Linked DNA regions of Mus musculus: region 2 is linked to region 1. The links are chromatin loops, found by intact Hi-C in ENCODE. Cell type or tissue: left cerebral cortex. All regions are shown on one strand. Each heading gives the region's core, and the rest is flanking DNA. Links, peaks and the distances in the headings are about the cores only. Region 1 overlaps E430016F16Rik (RIKEN cDNA E430016F16 gene). Region 2 holds the start of Gm30892 (a long non-coding RNA gene).

What was found. A loop is a pair of places that touch in the nucleus more often than their neighbours do. Peaks named below come from ENCODE experiments on the same cell type or tissue, not always from the same donor. Only the 100,000 strongest peaks of a DNase experiment are listed, where the experiment ranks them.
Region 2: it touches region 1 in a loop (7-fold over the local background); 3 of 42 quality-filtered maps call a loop at or near these places.

What each region holds. Positions count from the first base shown.
Region 1 is chr7:78,653,496-78,664,866 of GRCm38, reverse strand. E430016F16Rik (RIKEN cDNA E430016F16 gene) reads left to right here. Exons shown (of 11, transcript NR_015542.2): 7 at 4,196-4,250; 8 at 7,132-7,232. Among named protein-coding and RNA genes, the nearest start is that of E430016F16Rik, 59 kb to the left of the region's middle. In left cerebral cortex, for the core only: no CTCF peak of the experiment used is centred there; DNase peaks (open chromatin) are centred at 3,849, 4,487, 4,715 and 6,655; H3K27ac peaks cover 703 bases.
Region 2 is chr7:78,726,015-78,737,385 of GRCm38, reverse strand. Gm30892 (a long non-coding RNA gene) reads left to right here and starts at 2,742. Exons shown (of 3, transcript XR_391631.1): 1 at 2,742-3,400; 2 at 5,449-5,673; 3 at 9,884-9,913. In left cerebral cortex, for the core only: no CTCF peak of the experiment used is centred there; DNase peaks (open chromatin) are centred at 3,337 and 5,812.

The sequences.
Region 1 (11,371 bases), core at 1,096-9,095:
AGGTGATGACTGATGCAGGCTGTATGCTTGAAACTCCCTCTCCAGCCAGCCAGAGCCTCCTCTCTTGAGCAATAGATTCTGGGTTTCCTGAGCCTTGTAAGTTTCATGAACTTTCTGCATTCTGTGAGCTCCTTTCTTCCCTCCAGGAGGGAACTTTCCAATGCTAAGAAAAAGTTGCATAACAGCTGGCTTCTCCCTTCTCACCTCTGGGTTCTCACCTGTGGGTGATAACACCTACATACAGGCTTATCTCCCCACTGTACCTCTCTGTGAACACCCTCACCAACACTCAGAGGTCTGTCTTCTAAATGATCCTAAGTCCAGGCAAGTTGACAGTGTGGATTACTCATGATACTAAGAGAAGGGACTACTTTTACTATCTTTATAGGAACCACCAGAGTGGGTGGATGGGGCAATCAATATTGATTTCTTAATGCAAGCTGTGATGACTACAGGGCCTCTGTTCTCTAATAAAACACATTAGAAAAATGTCTTCCCTAAGAAGACTCAAAGCTGCAGTTGCCCAGGTTGGCAAGAAGATGGTCACCACCATGCGAATTTAAAAAGAATCTCTCCTGCCTTAAAGGATAGAGTCCCGCAGGAGGAACACAGTCTAGTGAACAGAACCAAGAATTTGTGTCTCCATTTTCTACCTGGGATGGTTTCTTATGCAGTGAATAATCTGCATTAGAATTATAGCAGTGTTGAGTAAGGAAACATAAATGCCTAGACATTTCATTCAATGAGTAGTTGAGTGTTTGGCACTTGGTGCTCATACCTTACATTGCAATTAAATACATCTCTGGTGTGTGTGTGTGTGTGTGTGTGTGAGAGAGAGAGGGGGGGGGAGGGAGGGAGAGAGAGAGAGGGAGAGGGAGGGAGGGAGGGAGAGGGAGGGAGGGAGAGAGAGAGAGAGGGAGAGGGAGGGAGGGAGGGAGAGAGAGAGGGGGGAGGGAGGGAGGGAGAGAGAGAGGGAGGGAGGGAGGGAGAGAGAGAGAGAGAGAGAGAGAGAGAGAGAGAGAGAGAGAGAGAGAGAGAGAGAGAGATGCAAATAAATATGGCCCCAGGACTCCTCTTGTTGTCCTAATAAGGAGAAAATGGTCTGTCTAGTCTGTGAGAAGCTCTCTTACTGAGGGGAGAGCTTGAAGCCTATTTTCTCAGATTGAAGAAGTTGGACTTCAGAAAGAAAGAAAAGGCATCCCATCTACAGTGTGGAACTTGGACATAAAGTGATTCAAGAGAACTGGAAGTTTGTCAAAATGCAACTCTTAAAATGGGTTTTCTTTAAAATAAAGTTTTTTCTTGTTATGAAAGCGATCTGAACTAATTGCAAGAAAGTGTAGAAAATAGAAATGAGCCCAAAGAAGAAAGAAGTCATTTGAAATTTGGCTACTCAGAAATAACTGCTAACAGTTTTGTGTTTGTCCTACCTCAAGCATCCTATTCTACAGACACATTTAGAACACATTTATCCCTGTGACTATTTTGTAACTTGCTTTCAAATGTAACAATAGTCTTCTAATACTTTCTGTGTAATTAACTACTCCACTGCCTGGGTATTTTGGCAGTTGCATGGTGATTTGTTAATTTATTTAATAATACCATTAAAATTTAATCAATATTTTGGAATTTGCACTATCCTCATTAAAATAATATGCATAGTGTTTGAAAAAGTGTGTGTGTGTGTTACATGAGAGTCAGCCTAGAGCCTCATACATGCCTGGAAAGTACTCTACCACTAAGCTATATCCTTAGTTTCTTTCTCTCTCTCTCTCTCTCTCTCTCTCTCTCTCTCTCTCTCTCTCTCTCTCCCTCCCTCCCTCCCTCCCTCCCTCCCTCCCTCCCTCCCTCCCTCCCTCCCTCCCTCCCTCTCTCTCTCTTTCTTTCTTTCTTTCTTTCTTTCAATTTATTTATTTGTTTGTTTTGTATATGTATGCAGGTGGGTGCATATATGTGTGTATCACATGGGCACATTTGTGCACATGCATGTACAGGTCAGATGTTAATTCCAGGTGTCTTTATCCTCAGTTACACTCTACTTTTTATTTTGAGGCAGGGTCTCTCAGCTGCACCTAGAATTTGCCAGTTCTGTTACTCTGATTAGCCAGCTTGCTGGGGTGGTAGGCACTTCTGTCTCAGCTTCTCAAGTGCTGGGATTACAAGTGAGCCATCATTGCTGCCCAACAATTATGTGGATGTTGGGGCTCTATGATTCTCATACTTTGGTAACAAGCATTTTCCCAGTATCCCCTCTGTCTTAGTCAGTGTTCCATTGCTATGAAGACACACCATGACCATGGCAACTCTTATAAAGGAAAATATTTAACTGAGGCTTGCTTATATTTTCAGAGGTTTAGTTCAGTATCTTAATGGTGGAAGCATGGTGACAGGCAGGCAGACATGGTGCTGGAGAAGGAGCCGAGAATTCTACTTTTGGATTTTCAGGCATCAAGAAGAGCGAGACCCTGGGGCCTGACTTGATCATTTAAAATCCTGAATCCCACTCCAGTGGTACTCTTCCTCCAACAAGGACACACCTATTTCAACAAAGCCATACCTCCTAATAGTGCCACTCCTTGGCATGACCGAGCAATCAAACCTATGAGCCCAAGAGGGCCATTCCTATTCACACTGCCACACCCTGTTTTATTTTTTTATTTTGAGACGGAGTTTCCCTGGCTGGCCTTTTATCTTGTGGTCCTCCTGCTTTACAACACAACCTTCATAGCAGCTGGGATTGCAGGTTGGAGCCAATAACTGATGTGCATTTTTTTTGAATGTTGATTTGCCACGTGTATTAAGATTCTACAGAGAAACAGGACCTACTAGATAGAGATAAATATAGAAGAGATTTATAACAGGAACTGGCACATACAGACTGAAAGTCCCATGGTATGCCATTTGCACGTGGTACCAGGAAAGCTATTGGCATAGTTTGGTCTGCATTCCAAAATCTGAGAACTGGGGGACAGATAAGGTAGGAGCCTCTGCTGCATGTGCTGGACTCTGAAGGGCTAAGACACAGGAGCCCGGAGCTATAGCGTTCAAGGGCCAAAGCAAGTAGATGTTTCAGTTCAAGAAGAGGCAGAACATTTAAACTTTCATTGACTTTTGTTCCTTAGGGCTGTCAGTAGGTTGGGTGAGGCCTGTTCATATTGCTGAAATGTGTCTCTGCTTTATCCTTATGCTCCTAACACATAGCTCTTCTGGAATCAGTCATACTGAGAAACCTTGTTTTACCAGCTTTTTGGGTATCCCTTGACTTGATTAAGTTGATGCAGAATTAGCTAAGATACGCCTTCCTAATTAAAGTCTTAGAAATAGCCTCAAGGTCACACAACAGAAAGATTGGAACACTTTCAGCTCCCACCAGCAATGGCTGAGAGTTCAAGTTCCTGGAAGCCCCAAGGCTATGGGTCTGAAGTTGCTCTGATGCAGCAAGTCTTCAACTCTTAGTGAGATCTGACATGGAGACCTTCGGCGGATTGAACCTTGGAACTGGGAACTCCTCAAAGGCTGGGTCTGTGAGTCTGCTACCACGCAGCAAGGGTTCAAACAATTAGGGGCTGAAGTCACTGTGGGTATGTGGCTCTCCTCTTCTCATCACAAGACCAGAGACAAAGATGCTCCAGGCTTGCGTTCATTCTCTCTGCAGACCTGGCTGCCCAGCGATGCTGCAAGCTCAGTGGGAGGGAGGGACAGAGTGGAGTGGACCTGCCTTTGTAGAAGAACAAAAAGTGCTGGAGGGAGGCAAGAGCTCCCTCCCTGGGAATGCTGGGCGGCATCCAACACACTGCCAAGTGAGGAGGATGCGGCTTCTTTTCTTAGAAACTGCTTTCTTCTTTTTTGGTAATAAAGTTTAGCTTTTCATCATAAAGTATTGCGTGCTCACTAACAAAAATGTGGCAAGTCTGGGGGCATAAAATGAAGTCACCACAGTCCCACCACTCAAGGATAAATATTGGCTCTGTCACTCCAGGCATGTGCGAGGGAGCGTTTATTCACAGCTGTCCCTTGTAGACAGTTGAAGTCATGCTGACTAAATTATTCTACACCCCCTTTTCACATTTTTTTTTTTTGCAACTACATAGTTTCAAGAATTATATTTTGGTGATTTCGACTTTAGTTGTGTGGATGACCCAAGACTTATTGTCTAATATACCTCAGTATTTTCATTATGGTTTCCATTTTGCAGATAAGGAAACTGATATCCTCAGGAGTTACCAGACTTGCTCAACATCACAAGACAGGTAACAAATAAAACTACCACTTCACCCATTCCATCTAATATTCAGTTATCAAACATTTATAGAACATACGACCTTTGGGAGGCAAGCACATGCGTCTAGCTCATGTAATGTTTATAACTCAATGGATAGTGTAGTCTTGTAGAAGCTTTTACAGTGGTTTGATACCACTGGAGTCTAAAGAAGAGGCACCTAGCCAGCCTGAGGTCCACAACACAGAAGAGGTAACAATGAAACTCGCTGTTTTGGGAGAAGTAGAACTAGGCAAGGAAATAAATTGGTGAGCGATGGGAAGTGTGGGCTTGCTTAGGGGAAGGTCCAGAGACAGAGTGTTAGGGATTGAAAGTGGAGATGGGCAGGGTTTTTTTGGTGGAGACTATCCCCCAATTAGCTTCTATTTAGACCTTTCCCTAAAAGCAGTGGGTGGACAAGAGACTTACAAAAAATCACTAGGATTTTGGAAGGAACCCAGATAGCTGTGTGAGATGACTAAGGGACTGGATCTATGGAAAATAGTTGGGTCAGGATTATGAGAAGGAGGGCGGGGCCCTGCATTGATGCCGAGTAGGTAGGAGGAGGAGGAGGCATCAATTTAAGTTGTCAGAAGGTAAGGCAGAAAGAAGGTATGAGTCAGTGGAGTCTGTCCAGAGGTCAGGGCCCTGTGATGAATTGGCCATCCATAAAGACAGGAGACATGGGTTCTCTGTTGGAGTTCCCTCATGGATGTGTTTTGGGATGCCTGTGAGGCTTCTCAGAAAGATGGGAGGAGTCTGAACGGAGGCAGATTAAGAGTAGGGAAAGGTGGGGAGGCTGTGAAGGGGAGCAAGAAGGGATGCTTGAAGCCCACAGGAAGATGGGTCTTAACCAGGAAGGTGGCAGAATGGTGCTGTCACCTTCTGCCAGTGGTGAACGTTTCACGAATCCTGACAAATCCATAGACTTCAATCTAGACATGAACAAACAGAGAGACGTTTATTAAGTTTAAATAATTTAAACTTTTAAGTTAAATAATTTTCTTGGAGTTTATAGGTACCCTGAAGGTCACTCCTCGGGATATGGAGGGGAAAACGCAGTTGAAAACATAGTTTTGAAGGACACCGTATTTTAGGAGAGCATAAAGAAAGGAAATCGTCAAAGGAAATGGGAAGAAAGATGCTTGAAGGGGAGTTGAAAGTGGAGGTAGCAGGGAAATTCTGTAATTTCATCTCTTGGGAGGTGGCAGAAGGAAGGCCAGCCTGGGCTACATGATTCTTCTACCCCAGTCGCCCTACCAAACTAAAAGGGCACTGGGAGGCAAAAATAGATAGATAGATAGATAGATAGATAGATAGATAGATAGATAGATAGATAGATAGATAAAAAGAAGCCCAGGGTAAGCGGTGTCAGCATTAAGCTTAGGTTCAGAACAGATACTTCCAGTAAAATAAAAGATTTCCAGAGAAATCTGCATCCAGACAGATCACGAATGTGGCAGTTACAGTTTTAGTAAGCGAAGGCGCATTTCTTTTTATTATTATTATTATTAGATATTTTCTTTATTTACATTTCAAATGCTATCTCAAAAGTTCCCCATACCCTCCCCCCACCCTGTTCCCCTACCCACCCACTCCCACTTCTTTGCCCTGGTGTTCTCCTGTACTGGGGCATATAAAGTTTGCAAGACCTAGGGGCCTCTCTTCCCAATGATGGCCGACTAGGCCATCTTCTGCTACATAGGCAGCTAGAGACATGAGCTCTGGGGGTACTGGTTAGTTCATATTGTTGTTCCTCCTATAGGGTTGCAGACCCCTTCAGCTCCTTGGGTACTTTCTCTAGCTCCTCCATTAGGGGCCCTGTGATCCATCCAATAGATGACTGTGAACATCCACTTCTGTATTTGCCATGCACTGGCATAGCCTCACACGAGACAGCTATATCAGGGTCCTTTCAGCAAAATCTTTCTGGCATTGTGCAATAGTGTCTGGGTTTGGTGGCTGATTATGGGATGGATCCCCGGGTGGCACATTTCTTCTTCAACTCCACTCACAATCTCAGAACCTCAAGGTCGAGGAGTGAGCATGCTTTCATCTCAAAGAGCCACTCTTTGTGTCCCACAAGGCCCATTTCCAGCACATGGGCTACAGAGGAGGAACTTGCCAGCACCTGACAGGCTCAAGGTGCAGGTTTGCCACCACCGCTTTCAGCAGAGACACCGAATCTACGCTTGTGCTTTGCTAGCAGCTTTGTCAATCCTTTCACAGAAGGGCAAGAGGAGACTGCCTTGCCACTCGACTCTGCACAAAGCCACGTGGCTGCTCTGGCCGGGTGATGCAAGCTGCCGCTGGCCATGCTTCATGCCCTTTGGAGATTATGTCATTGCCTTGAGAAAATCCTCTTGGCTGGCTTACTTGTCCCATGAGGGATGCGTGAAGCAGAGCCAGTTCAGGCTGACCTTCAGACTCGCAGTGAAAGAAAGCAATGCTTGTTTTTGTTTGCCACTGCGACTTCCAGGCTTTTGTTTGAGAGCGCCTGAGCTGTACAATATTCTCTCAGTAAAGACTTGCTGGCTTCACAAAAGCTTTCCTTTGCCCTACTGCTCCTGGCAATAGATCGGTGTCCCACTTCCCGACCTCCAGCTCAGTCATTTCTTCCCTCCCAGAGACTCTCAACTTCCAGGACCTAATGTTGGGCAGGGTGAGGGAAGCAGTTTCAGCTGCACCTTGCAGTTCAAAATCCAAGTCCCTTTGGAGGCCCATCCAGTGCAATGAGGCACCCAGGTAAGCATTTGGTTGCCCACATCTGTACGCAGTCCTGATCAGCTATTCCTTCCTAATTGCAATGAGTTCACTCATTGGGTACTCTCCTTTCCTCCCCCTCCCCCAACCCACTCTCTCTTTCAAAATAGGATCTAATGCAACCAAAGCCGACCTCAACATCATTCTGCAGCCAATGACATTTTGAATATCAGATTCTCCTTTCTCCACCTCTCCAGCACTGTGAATACAGGTATGCAGCATCATCATGTCGTTTATGTGTGCTTTGAGATTGGACCCAGGGCTTCCTACATGCTAAAGGAGCACTCTTTCAACTGAGCTATATCCCCACCCTTGTCTGCACATCTTATTTATTAGACAGTATTTAGCTATGGCTGGCATGACTGTTACCACTCACCACCCCACAGGTTCATATGCTGGAAACTTGGTTTTCAGTGTGGTGGCATTAAGAAGTAATGGGACTTTTTAGAGATGGGGCTTTGTGCAGGGAGGACATTAGGTCACTGGAGGCACACCTTCAGAAGGATCTAGAGCAGTTCCTCTGTGTGTGGCCCATGTCTCTATCTGGAGACTTATCTTGTCAAGTGTGACTTAACTTCTTGTTCTTGTTTTTGTTGTTGTTATTGTTTTGTTTTGAGACAGGGTCTCACCATGTAGCCTTGGCTCTCACTCCATAGACCAGCCTTGAAATTGTCAAAATCTGTCAGCCTCTGCTCCTAAGTACTAGGTTTAAGGCCTGTACCACCACACACACCACATTTTTTTTTTCTTTATAAAGTTTTTTCGTCTCAGGTATTCCATTATAGTAATCGAAAAAGACTAATACAGTTATTATGTTCAATTCTTCAAGGGCATACATCTACTGTTTTCATGTAAAATACCCATTGCAGGGCCTGTAGCTGGTGATCCCCTGATGGCAAACAGGTTGCTACCCCAGATACTGCTGTAATGAGATCTTTGTGCATAAATTTTGGCTTCCATTTTTAAAGACATTCTTATATATTTTTTTGATTACAGGAGCAACACGTGCTTGTTTTAACAAATTAAAATATCAAATTGCATTTAAAATTTAAATTAATTGACAAGCACTCAGTTTGTGCTGTCTCCTATGGAGCAGTGGTTCTGGCTTGTATCCTGTGCTTAGCTCTGAGCACGGCTCAGGGGACACTCCTCCAGCAGGTGGAACGGGGCTGTTACTCTCCAGTTGGGGGTGGCTAAGACTCCTGCTGGGAGCACTGAAATGGCCTCCTAGTGGGGCTCCCTTCCCCCAGTCTGTGTATCGCTGCTTGATTAATTAATTAAGTCCTGATTAATTAAAGCATCTCTGATCCCATTTCTTGGTGCTCCAAGCCCTTCAGTGGCTCCCCCATTGCCTTATGGAATCCTTCTAAATTGCTGTTAGGGTAATGAACTGTACCGTGGAAGACATTTTCCAAAGCTTTCATCATCTTCCTTCCTATGAACCGTCCACACTGCCAAACTGTGCAGGCCCAGCACTCTCTGCCTAGCTGCCTCCCAGGCTCAGCTCTCACTCTCTGGACTTTCTTGGGCATCTCTTTTTCTCTGCCCAACTAGTCCTCCCAGACCGTTCCTGTGAGCCTCTCAGCACCCCCTTCTCCACCAACCCTTTCCCAATGTCTTCATCTAGAGCCAGTTTTGTTTTCCTCCAAAGGTGATGGCATCATTGCCTCTTTGCACTATGGTGTCTCCCCTCCAGCCTTGTTGGGACTTGGGGATGGGTAATTCCTTACACTGCCTAACAGAATCCCTGGTTTCTGTACACTAGACACCCATAGTGCCTTTTTCCTTCACTGTGACAATAAAAGCCTGCAGATATTGTCCAAAGTTAGCTGAGAGGCAAACTCTCCCCTGGTTAGAGGACACTGACCTAAAGTGATATTTGTGCAACAAATCCTCAGACACATTTGAAGCTTGTGAGCCTAGCCCACCAGGTCCCTTAGTTCTCCGACCTTCATTTACAGTCTGCCCACTCTGTTTCTGCTTACTCCCCTCTGACTTCAGTTTTCTTGTCTCAGTCTTCAGGGTCTGGGTGATGCAGCCTCTTTCTGTAGCCTGTTCCAATCTGTCTCTCCTTTCCCAAGGAGCAAATAGAACTCTCTGCTCCTCAATTTTCTCTGGCACTCTGTGCCACCCTAGTCTACAGCCCTTAGCAGCCTGTGTGCCACTTTAGAAAGAAGACTGACATCTTTTGAGGTAAGAACTCAGTCAGGACCTTGCTGAGCCTCCTAAGAGGTATCAGGGTACTTTTTCAGGATCAAGGGACAGTGGTGGCTTTCATGGCTGTCAACTTGACTACATTTGTAATTAACTAAAATCTGAAAATGGCAGGCATACATGTGAGAGGTTTTTACTTCATTTGAAGTAGGAAGATCAACTTCCTATCTGGATCTCTGGGGTAGGGGGACTCACCTTTAATACAGATCTATTGAGAATAGCAACGCCTTTAATCCCAGATCTTGATCAGGGAAGACACACCTTTAATCTGGACCACACCTGTCAGAAGCCTGTATAAGGTGAGGCTGGAGGAAGCTTTTGCCTTTCGCCTGGTAGTTCTCACCCTTGCTAGCATGTCCATTTCTTCCCTGGCATTAGAATGACATATTTGGGATTCCAGTATGTCCCAAAGATCAGCTGAGACATCCAATCTTGTCATGGACTGAATAACTCTTGGACATTCTATTCATAGCCAACTACTGTTACACTAGATGTACTGCACCTATAAGTAATTCTAATAAGTATATATTCATATATATGCTTACATTTTATATATAGAATCTATCTATCTGTCTGTCTGTCTGTCTGTCTGTCTGTCTGTCTTTGTTAATTCTATAAGTCCTGTTACTCTACAGAACCCTGACTAATACAGGCACCATGTCCAGGCAGTGTATTGGGATAATTTAGAAATTCTAGAGCAGTGCTGTCCCAGCTAAAGAGTGGGCTAGATTGGTGACTTTGGATGCTATATTAAGCTTCTCAGGAGCCTTAATTTTTCCTTATTGTAAAATGACATGATAACCACATCTATCTTACCAGGTCATACCTAAGGTTTTGCATGTTAATATATGCAAAACACTTATAAAGTTCCTGGCCTAGGGCAATGGTCCATACATCTTCAAACTAATCGAGGCCGAGTGAGTATTGAACTGGACAATGAGGGGGTTCAGAGCTCACAGGCTGGGGTCCCCTCTGTCTCCGAGTACTGGCCCTGAGGATGCTCTCTGTTCTGGTCCTTCTTGGTTTCCTCATCTACACACACCACATCCCCCAGCTTGGCCTGCACACTGACCAGCAAAGGTCTGGGATCATCCATAGAGCAGACACTGTCACCTTGTTTTGCTGGGAGATAGCCAGGCTGTGCAGAGCAAGGACAGACATTAAAAACCTATTTTCTCACTGGGCATAAGTAATTGGTTAAAAAAAAAATCCAAATCCATAGCTGTCAGGTGAAGTCATTTCCAAGAGAAAAGGATGGAGGGAGCGAGCCGAGAGTAAGGTCCAGGTGGGAGCCAGAGTGGGGGAAAGGAAAGCAAGCCAAGCCAAGATGAGGCCAGGGCAGGCATTTTTCTGCTTCCTGCTCCTAGACCAGGCTGCCCTCTTCACTTCTAACCCTTTCATTTAAAAAAAATTTTTAAACATTTTTCTAAAGAAATTAAAAAGAGGTTTCTAAGGTGGTGACGGCAAAGAAAACCATCTACAGGATTATCTAATGAGCCAGAATGAATTGCGTTTGAAATCATTTAAATGGGATCTGGGAGCATTTAACTGCAGCCTGGGATCTTAACTAGAGTGGGGAAGATCTTCACGCTAATTGCTGGCAATGATATTCCTATGGAGAGGAAGGGGTAGTAGCAAGCAATTAGCAGATAGTGGTTTCAGAGTCTGCAGTGCTTCCTGGGGAGGGCAAGAACCTTAGTTCCCTGGGGACCAAGACCTCCAGTAGGGGGCAGCCCTGTCCTGGGCCTGTAGGGAGGGGCGGTGTGATAGGATGGCTGGGTGCAGGAGTTTCCAGAGGTAGGGGCAGAGGCAGGTAGCAGGTCCCCGGAGGCCAGGCAATGAAGCTCCTGTGGATCCCAGCGCCCCAGCAGGCTGGGGAATATGGATTGCAAGTGGGACAACTGGAAGGTGCAATTGCAGGCTGGGACTCTACACACAGGAGCCTTTGTGGGAGGGGAGTGAAGCTCACCCACTCCCAAGAATAGAGACAGCTCCATTTCCACTTATTGTTTCATTCCCCTGAAACAGAGAGAAGGAAATTCCTCTCTGTCCATTGCTCTGTCCTAAGCACCATGCTGGCTCAGATCTTATGCTGGGATTGACCTCAGCCTGGGGTTGGAGATAGCAGACCATGCG
Region 2 (11,371 bases), core at 1,536-9,535, 72 kb before region 1:
TCTCAGGATGGCACACAGTCAGTCTGGGGGCCCAGGAGCCAGCTCTTGCTCTCTAGCGCCTACACCAGTGACGAAGAAACAACTCATTACATTGAAGGGTGAAGGTGCGCAGCCAGAGTATCATCGAGTCCTGCGTTATCTGGTTTTTTTTTTTAATGGATTTTTGATAGTTATAAAAGTCTAGATATGGAATATTTATTAGATGTATGGTTTGAATATACCTTCTTCTGGCTTATAAACTACCTTTTTAGTGTGTTAACAATGCCCATCACAGAATAAGTCCACAATTTAGGTAAAGTCAACTTTTCCTTACGGATCCCACTTTTGGTGTCACACTTTTTCCCTTGTGTTTTCTTCTAGAAGTTTATATTTAGGTTTCTAATAATTCTGGGGGTTTAAAAAAATATGTTGTGAATTAGTGAAAATAGGGGCCATGAATTTGAAGGAGAGTGGGGGAGGGGCATATGGGAGGGAGGGCTGGGAGGGAGGGAAGGGGAGGGAGAGATGTAACTAAACTATAGCTTTAGTGATCTGTTTTTGTGCCCGTGATAATAATCCATTCTTTCTCTATGTGTCTATGTGTGAGTTTTGGTTTCTGGTCCTGCCATTCTGTCATACTGACCTATATCCTAGCTGTTTCCCAGGATCCTCTGGTATCAGTTACTGTATCACAGTCAGAGAAATCTGAGACATTTTTTTTTTCTTTTATTCCTTTTTCGAGACAGGGTTTCTCTGTGTGGCCCTGGCTGTCCTAGAACTCACCCTGTAGACCAAGCTGGCCTCGAACTCAGAAATCTGCCTGCCTCTGCCTCCAAAATTCTGGGAAACCCTCAGTAGGTGATGTGTATCTCACAACTGCATTTTTCATTTCAGACTGCCTTGATTATTACACATTTGCACTCCACACACATGTCACAATTAGCCTGCTTTATCTATAGACATTCCTGTCAAGATTTGAGGTAGAATTATATTAAAATGTAAAGCCATTTGAGAGGAAACAATAGTTTTATCCATTGACTCTTTGAATTCTGAGGCGGAGCCATTCCATGAGCTTTTAAATTTGTGCACATGTCTCTCAGTTTTAAGAATATCTATGTTTTAATGTCTTCTATTTCTTTTGGCCTAAGATGTCTATCTTTTGATTTGAATGGGTCCTGACTTCTGAAGCGGCTTTGTAAGAACTACTTTAAAGCCGTTGCCATTTCCAACATAAGTGACATCCCTACACTGGTGTCTCTTGATTGTTTGCCCAGTGAGTTGAGGGTTTTTTTTTTTTTTTCTTAATGTTGAATAATTTTGGATTACATCTTGAACATTTAAAATATCACATTAGGGGATTTTTTTGGGGGGGGTCTCTTGTAAATTCCATGGAGACTGTTAGTGTTTTGGTTTTAACAAGCATATGACCTGATTGGGCAATGGCAGTGAGGCCTCTTATGCACCATTTCAACGCTTGTTGGATTGTCAGTCTTTGCTGCTGGAGCCTGGGGCCTTGTGCATGCTAGGCAATCACTCCACCACAAAGCCACACCCCAGGGCTGTGCTAGTCAGATGGATAGCTGGGCCATTAGTGGTCTGTCTTAGGGTTTCAGCCTTAGTCTTTGGTCTGCTGTTGAGGGTCTGATCTGTACACATGAAGCTCAGGACTGAGTCTGGCATTTAAAGACAATGTTGTAGGATCAGTTTTCTGGACCCTTCTCTTTCTCTGTGACCTTTCAGGTCCTTGGTACTTGTAATATTGATGCTCAGAAAGCTGGGGCCATAGTTACGGCTACTTTGACTGAAGCTAAGCAACAAAAGGAAAGAGATAGAAATAAAAACCGTAGGGTTCCCTCATCCCCTTGATGCTGCCTCTGATGGAAAGTGTAAGTTTCCTACAAATATCCACTGTCACTTTCTCATGTCACAACATCATGCCAACACCTGAGAACTGGAGCATCAGGGAATGATTACATGGCTAACAGGAGCTGGAGGTTGACAGGGAAGCAGAAATTTCTCATGTTCCCTGAACAAACTCCCTACCTTCCTTTTTTCCTTTCTTTCCTCTTGATGTGGTGTGTGTGTGTGTGTGTGTGTGTGTTACGTGTACCTGGCTGTGCTGCTGTGTGCACCTGTGAGTGTACAGAGCCTGGAGCAAGATGCTGAGTGCTCTGTGCTCAGTGCCATCATTCTCTGCCTTGTTGCCTGGAGGCAGGGTCTCACTAAATCCGAAGCCTGCCACTTTTGCTAGGAGGGCTGGCCAGTTCTGGGGAACCTGCCTATCTCTTCTCTCCAAGCCTGTGCTTACCTACATACACAGCCATGCCCAGAGTTTAATGTGAATGTTAGAGATTCAAACTCAGGTTCTAATGCTTGAAGAGACAATGCTCTTACCCACTAAGCTCATCCCTGGAGCTCTCTATTTTCATCTTTCACAAAGAGCTCGGTGCCTCCTCCTTTGGTTCTTCCTGTCCATGCATTTGGTTTCTGGGATTCTGCAATTCAGGCTGGGGAGATCATCGGAAACCTAGAACATGCTGTGAGCTCTGACCTAAGCCCTGATTTCTACTACTTTCTTTCTAGGGACCCCAGAAAGTCTCATGCACACTGTCTGGGTTTCATACACACGCTAGCCAGGAAGCACAGGATGCAGAGAGATTATTTCACCTTCCCAAGAACCAGGACCTTTCCTTGTATTCATGATGATTTAAACAGAAACATCCTTCATTTTTACCACATTGATCATTCTCTTTCAGGTATGACGTTGTAACAAATTATAGAAAGGATCCTTAAAAGAACAGTGCTTGCCAGGTGTGACTTTGGAATCGGCCTCCTCTGATTTGGTCCCCATTATGGATCTGGAGTTAAATGTGAGGGTGGAGGAGGTTGTAAGGAGAACCCTTACAGTGTGGCTGTCTCACATAAGGTCATTTCAGGAACTTTGCATAAGGTGCGACCTATTTCATGACTCAGAGGAGGAGAAGGTCAGTGGGTCTTAGGGATTAGGATGCTCGGATGCTGCAGAACAGCACTACCCCAGTCCTGGGGGCCTTACTGTATTGTAACAACTGCCCTTCCAAAAGACATGCTAAGGTCTTGAGTCTGAGCTCCAGTGCAGCTCGGCAAACCATAGCCCCAGGCTTAGACTCAGTCTGGCTTTTAGTAACACAAGCCTTGCTAGAGATAAGCAACTCAAAAGAATTTCTTTTTTTCCCCGAGTAGCCATAGAAACTCAGTGCTCTGACTACTTTGGGCTGAAAACGTAAAAGCCCTGCCTTTCGTTTCTACTCTCGAAGCTCACCGGTGCAGTTATGAATCACCAGTCTACTCTACAGTCTTTGCACTTCTCAAGCCCTGATGAGATTCTGTCAATGCTGCTGTTGTCGCCCCCAAAGCCTTCATTCTGCACTCTGCATTCCAGGTAGCCCCAGACCACATTTAAGGAACAGTTTTTGTCATGACATATATTAGGCTGGCGATGTTGCATCCTTTATTCATAGCTGGATCCCCATGCCATCAGACTGGACAGCCTATTAGTCTTGCATCCACCTTTCCTCAGAGATCTGCTTCCTGTACTGTTTGCTGCTGGGTAGCAGGTTCTGCTGAGGACAACAGAATCCACGTTGCCAAGGGTTAGTGGAAAAGGAATGAGAATAGTCTATGTGGTAGGCTGTACTCTAGGATGATCCCCAGGGTCCTTCATCACTGCCCTGCTTGCCCCATCTGATCGCTTTCCTTAAGTGTGGGTGGAGACTTTGAACATGACAAGATACCATGGAATTACATCATAGGAAAAAAGAATCTGGCTGCCATAATCGTGATTGTTGATAGCTGACTATGCTTAATAAAAGTGAGGCTATTCTAGGTGAGTGTGACCTAATTAGGCTGTACCTTAAAACATGCGAGAACTAGTCGTGGCTGTCCTCCTTCTGGCTTTAAAGAAACAACCGGACTTATTGCAGAGAAGGTCATGTGTCAAGGACTTCCTCTAGAAGTGGGAAGTAGAAATGGCTTGGTAGTTAAAATACAGAGACTAGCACTACACAAGATACTAAGTTCAACCCCCCAGTACCACAAAATCCACAACGATATAGCAACTTCAGCCATAAGGTCATAAGAAAAACTGATTTGGCAAACAAGCTGGCGGGCCTTGCTAGAGGGCCATTCCCAACCAAGCCTCTCCATGAGGAGACAGCGGATGTCACCTATATTTCAGTGAAACCCCAATCCAGGGACTGGCAAAGATGGACTAGACTTTCGACCCATGGAAAATTTGAGATAATAAATGTATGATGCTTAAAGCACAAAAACCCATGAGATATTTTATATAATAGAAAATAAATGTTACATATTGGCCACCTCCTAGAATTTCTAGAAGAAGCTAGCTTGTAAATCATCAAACCAGAGTTGATGTCGGCAAAAGACAGGTCCAGCCATGAGGTCATTTGTTACAGACAGCACTCTGCTGCTGCTTGCGCTCGGTGCCAAGCATCTACGAAGCCAAGGACCCAACAGCACGACTGAAGGCTGCAGTCTACTACAGTAGCACTCAGATAATGTTTCAGTGCCGTTTCCTTATTTGTGATAAAAGAGTAACATTAGTATTTGCCTCAGAAGGTAATTATAAAGACTAAGTGGAATTAGTCTTTTAAAGTGTTTTAAATAAACAATGCATAGTTCTTACTGTTACATGTATCTTAGCCATTATTATTATTTTAAAAAATTAACTAGTTAATTTATTATTTTACACTCCATATTTTATTCCCCTCCCCCTGTCCACCCTCCAACTGTTCCACATCCCATACCTCCTCCCCACTCTCCTGTCTCAACGTGGATGTCTCCACCCCCCCACCCCCCACCCCACACGACCTCTAAACTCCCTAGAACCTCTAGTCTCTTGAGGGTTAGGTGCATCATCTCTGAATGAACACAGACCCAGGAGTCCTCCACTGTATGTGTGTTGGGGGCCTCATATCAGCTGGTGTATGCTGCCTGTTTGGTGGTCCAGTGTTTGAGAGATGTCAGGGGTCCAGATTAATTGAGACTACTGGTCTGCCCTTCTTCTCAGCTTCTTTCAGCCTTCACTAATTCAACAACAGGAGTCAGCTGCTTCTGTCCATTGGTTGGGTGCAAATATCTGCCTCTGATTCTTTCAGCTGCTTGTTGGGTGTTCCGGTGTGTGGTCATGCTAGGTCCCTTTTTGTGAGTGCTCCATAGCCTCAGTAATAGTGTCAGACCTTGGGACCGCCCCTTGAGCCAGTTCCCACCTTGTTAGCCATTATTTTTAATACATGACTAGCCCAGGGCCGTGCAAACAGCAAGTGATTTAATGCAGGCTGAACTTGACTCTGTCTACCCCCCACACCCATTGTCCTTATTTTCATATCTCCTCAACTTTTAGCAGGAAGAGTAATCCAGGAACGCAGTTATAATGAAACTCTGCCTGTTTTCATTTTTGGTTTCTCCCAGGAAAAACCCATCTGGAAGGGACAGAAGACATCTTACACAACAGAGCACAAAAACCATATGATTTGATGTTTACTGAGTAAATAAGAGGGCTGTTAACACCTTTACCAGCAAATGCAGAACTTGAGAACTCAGAAGACAATTGGCTGATACACTAACTCCATAAAGCTCAGAAAGATGTCTGGAAATGCCCCAGATCAGCCTTCTGGCTTTCCCAACATCCTCACTGTGAGTTCTGCGTCTTCTGTCATACACCTTGTTTGAAATATACATCTATTTTTCTCCTCGACTAATTGAGATTCTCTCTGCCTGTCACTGTGAGGAAAGGGTGTGAACGTTTGGAACTGCCGCCTTCACTGTCTAGGGAAGGCGTGCGTTTCTGTGTGTGGGCATGTGCATGTGTATGCTATGTACGGAGGTGGGGAGTAAGGCAGATGGTTTGGTGACGATGCTTTAGACCTTCACTCCTGATGCAAAGAAGAAGAATTCTGACCAATAAGGAGGCAAAGTGAAGGTGTTAGTGAAGGACTGTCCAGAACCTGTGGGTAAAATGATTTACTGGTACCCAGCAGGAATATCCTTAGCTGTGCACAGAAATACGATCATTATAAAACTGGGATATTTTAAGCCAAGATGCTAATTAAAAATTGAAAAAGTTAAAGGTGGAAGTTACTGAGTTTGGTTGCTTTCATGGAGAGCCATGTGCCTGTTTGGTATGGTGGTGTCATTAAAGCCACGCAAGACTTGAGGAACACACAGGTCAGCGTACAACCTAGAAATTGGTCAGAGCCCTTAATTAAGAGAACTTGCCCTAGCTAATTTCACCAAAATTGACCTTACTGGAAGGATGTTGGTACACTTACCAACTGTCCTAGTTAGAGTTTCTATTGCTCTAAGAAAAACCATGGCTAAAAGCAACTTGGGGAGGAAAGGGTTTAATTTATTCTGTTTAGGCTTCCACAGCGTGTCACTGTTTATCAGAGGAAGTCAGGGAAGGAACTCAAACAGGGCAGGAATCTGGAGGCAAGAGTGGAGCTTGAAGGGGCCATGGCAGAGTGCTGCATACTGGTTTGTTCCTCATGTTTTTCTCAGCCTGCTTTCTTATAGAACCCAGGATAACTAGTCTAAGTGTGAGCCTACTCATAGTGGGCTAGGCCCTCCTACATCAATCACTTCATGTGGGTACCAAACAACTAGAGCAGGGACTATCCCAAAAACTGTTACCCGTATGTGGGATATGTTCTTCTAGCTGGAATGACTTGTCTGGCCTCAATGGGAGAGGAAGTGCCTACCCTCGCAGAGACTTGAAGAGCCAGGGTTGCGGTGGGGATGCCTAGGAGGGTCCCCACCTGCTCAGAAGAGAAGGAGAGGGGGAGATGAGGGGAGGATTGTGGGAAGGGGTGACTGGGAGGGGGACAGTGAATGGGATGTAAAGTGAATAAGTAAAAAATAAAATAAAATACAAAAGAAAGAAAGAAAATAAAAGAAAAGGAAAGAAGAGAAAAGAAAAGAGAAGAGAAGAGAAGAGGAGAGGAGAGGAGAGGAGAGAAGAGAAGAGGAGAGGAGAGAAGAGAAGAGAAGAGAAGAGAAAAGAAAAGAAAAGAAAAGAAAAGAAAAGAAGAGAAAAGAAAAGAAGAAAATGCCCAACAGGCTTGCCTACAGTCCAGTCTTATGGAGACAGTTTCTCAATTGGGGTTTTCTTCTCTCAGATGACTCTAGTTTGTGTCAACTTGACATAAAAACTAGCCAGAAAATGATAAAAATCTGAAGATGGAGGTTTCAAATGGTGAGATATTTGGACTGCTGACTAGAATGTGGTTTAAGTTGTGTGCTCAAAGATTTCAAGGGGGGTTTAGGAGGTGGCTCAAGAGGGTGAGCACGAGCTGTACCTGCATGGGGATAAGTTCAAATCCCATTCACAAAGCTGGGTGTGGCCCACACCTGTAACCTCAGCTATGTAAGGGGTAGACAGGAGGATACTGGGGCTTTCTGGCTGTTAGTCTAGCTTTAGGTCTAGTGAGAGACCTTATCTCAAGGAAAGAAGGTGGAGAGTGATCGGGCTGACACCTGATGTTCAGATGTCCTCTGCTCCTCCACTCCCTGCCATGGCACAATTTCAATTGAGTTCTGGCCTCAGGTTATAGGCAAACTATCTCTCTCTCCCACAAACAGTACTTTTAAAATCTTGGGGGGGGGTGGGGAAAGCTGAACATATTTGAAAGCACAGTAGAATGACCCAAATGAGACATAGAATGAAGGTGATGCTGTGTGTGTGTGTGTGTGTGTGTGTGTGTGTGTGTGAGAAATTCACGTTTATTACTCTTCTTGCTGAAGACATCCTCAATTTTGTCAGTGTACATGATAGAGTTTCCTGGGTTGCGAATTTCCCCGTTGGGCAGAGGTTGGGGTGCGAATCTGCTAAGGGAAGTGAATATACAGGAAAAGAGTCATTCTAGAGGGAACCCCAAGTCTATATATAAACTCTCTTCAAATTCTCAAAACTTTCATACTTGTGAAGACACATGCAAGACTCTCCAGAAGAGAGTTCTGAGGACCTTGGTAAGCATGCATCACATAGCTCCCCAGTGCCACGGATACACGATTTAGAGTTCAGAGTCTGGCGAGATAAAGAGGCTTGATAACGCTTTCTGATAATATTCAGGAAGAGCCAATGTCTGGAGGGTAAGGACCATTTATAGGAGCTAACAATTATTCCATAAGCTGTGGGGGAAAGCAGAGAGGATTACTCAACAAAGCTTAAAGGCTCCACACGATGGAGATCATCCTCCTGTTTAACCGCTTGTAAGAACAAAACTCAATATCTTCAAAGAAAGATAACAGCATCAGTCTCTACAGGGTACCGCTAAGACATAATTAAATATTATTATTATTATGATAAGAAGAAAGGAAAATGAGAAAAATCAACCAATAGAAAAAGCCCAGAATGGTCCGGATCCTAATTTCAGTAAACAAGTGCCTTAAAATAAGTGTAATGGAAAAGATGAATCTCATGAAGAAGAGAATAAGTCAGTTTAACAGAAAGGATCTGAACAGATTTGCACACACACACACACTATTTTAAAAATAGAGCTTAAAAAACCACTAAAAGGAATATGAACAAGTTCAGAATATGAATAAATGGAGTTACAGAAAAAAGGAATAAGGTATCAGTCAGTAGGGGAAATATTTAAACAAGCACTGGTCAAGATTGTTCAAATTTTAATCAAAATTAGCAAATCATCAATGTAAAAGGTCAAATAAACTTCCAAATAAAATACTATATTGTTAATCTAACAAAAGGAAATCATACTGGGGAAAGTTTCTAAAGTATCCAAATTTTAAAAAAATGGAAAAAGGAAGCTTGCAAAGGAATAATGAACAATAAGGTTGGGGACTGACTTGTTAATAAATGGTTAATAATGATTAATTAATGATTGATTAGGTTGACGACTGACTTGTTAATAAAGTTCTAGTGGAGACTGGGCTGGCATTTAACATTAAGGTATTAGACAGATTAAAGCTTCGAGGTCTCACCTAAGCAGTATGCTCAAAGAAGTTCTTGAAGTTCAAGGACAACAATGCCAGGTGGAAACTCAGGTTTACAGAGCAGAATGAATTATCCTGGAAATGGTAATATAGGAAATATAAAGTTATGATATTAAAATCTTAAAAAGACAATTCTTGAAATTTAATATACTATCAATTATGCACTTAGAAGAAAATACATAGACAGTGTCTTAGTCAGGGATTCTATTCCTGCACAAAACATCATGACTAAAAAGCAAACTGGGGAGAAAAGGGTTTATTCAGCTTATACTTCCACAGTGCTGTTCATCACCAAAGGAAGTCAGGACTGGAACTCAGGCAGGTCAGGAAGCAGGAGCTGATGCAGAGGCCACGGAGGGATGTTACTTACTGGATGCTTTCTCTAGCATGCTCAGCTTGCTTTCTTATAGAATCCAAGACTACCAGCCCAGGGATGGCACCACCCACAATGGGCCCTCCCCCCTTGATCACTAATTGAGAAAATGCCACACAGCTGGATCTCATGGAGGCATTCCCGTACCTGAAGCTCCTTTCTCTGTGATAACTCCAGCCTGTGTCAAGTTGACACACAAAACTATCCAGTAGAGACAGGAATGAATAGATAGAAAAAAAAACTATATATACAAAATAGACGGTGACAATTTTATGGTGTGTGTCATAATCAGAAAGCCACCAAAATTAATGCAAAGGGGCATAACTTAGGGTGGTAGCAGCGGGGGATAGCAGTGTGGAATAGCTTATAGGATTGCTTAGGGGAATAGCAATGAGATGACCAAATAAAGTTGTTGTTGTTGTTTTTTAAACATTGCCTAGTTCCTAAGAAAGTTTTTTTTTTTCTTGTCTTTGTGAGACAGAATTAGAGTTTTTTTGTTTGTTTTTTTGTTTTTTGCAGCCCTGGTTATCCTGAAACTTGTTCTGTAGTCCAGGTTGTCCTTGAATCTAGGGATCTTCCTGTCTCTGTCTCCTGAGTGCTGGGATTAAAGCAAAGGATTGAGGGACCCAGAGGGGATAGAAACTCCACAGGAAGATCAGTAGAGTCAACTAACCTGGACCCTTGGGGGCTCCCAGAGACCGAACCCCCAACCGAAGAGCATGCACAGGCTGGACCTAGTGTTCCCCACCCCCAAGCAAATGCAGCAGATGTGGTGTTTGATCTTCATCTCAACAACTGGAAGCAGGAGGAGCTGTCCCCGACTCTGTTGCCTGCCTGTGGATCCTGCTCCCCTGACTGGGCTGCCTTGTCTGGCCTAAGTGGAAGAGGATGTGTCTAGTCTTGTAGTGACTTGATATGCCAGGGTGGGTTGGTACCCAGAGAGGGCCTCCTGCTTCTCAGAGGAGAAGCAGGGTGAGAGGAGTGTAAGGAGAGTGGCCATGTGAGCAGAGGGCTGGGAGGAGAGAGGAGCTGTGATTAGGATGTAAAGTGAGGGCTGGAGAGATGGTTCAGTGGTTAAGAGCACTGACTGCTCTTCCAGAGGTCCCGAGTTCAATTCCCAGCAGCCACATGGTGGCTTATGACCATCAGCAATGGGGTCTGATGCTCTCTTCTGGTGTGTTTGATGAGAGCAATGGTGAATTAAAAAAAAGGGTGCAAAATGTAAAGTGAGTAAATAAATTGGTGGAAAAAAAATCCACCCCATGTGGGAGACCATCAGTATATTTTAAAAATGTCTTTGGAATAAACACTCCAATGGAAAGACAGAGGTGTCCAGTGGTAAATACGAAGACAGCCCAACTATATGATCTCTGCAATAAGTCCACTTTAAGTCTGAAAACACTCATGGGTTGAAGGTAAAGGATTGAAAACTAAAACAATTATAAAGACTTAGCATTGGAAGACTGATATTACTATCAGAAAAGTTAAGGGCTACTTCAGAGGTAAAAGGGTCATTTTTATAATAACAAAAGGCCAATTCATCAGGAATATAAAATATAATAAGCCCAAGGGCAGGTGCACCTAATAACAAGCTGACGTACACAAAACAAACGTTGATGGAATTCAAGGAAGTAACAGAGAAGAGTATAGCTTTCAAATGCAGACAGTAACATCAGCTCCCAGCAATTTGTAGAACCAGTAAGAAAAACATCAGGATGAGAAAATCTGTCCTGCGTCCTAGAATGTAGACTTGGCCCCCAAACTCATCTTGATGAACTTAAAAAGACTGGAATTATAGAGATTGTTCTCAGAGCACAGGGAAATTAAATTAGAAGTCAATAACAGCAAGATACTTGGAAAATCCCCAAATATTTAGAATCGAAGCCATGTACCTCTAAATTACTCATAGGTCATGGAAGACATCATAAGGGAAATTAAAAAGTACTTTGATCTAAACCAAAGTGACAACATAGCATGTAAAATTTGTGGGTGAAGGTGAACCCTTAT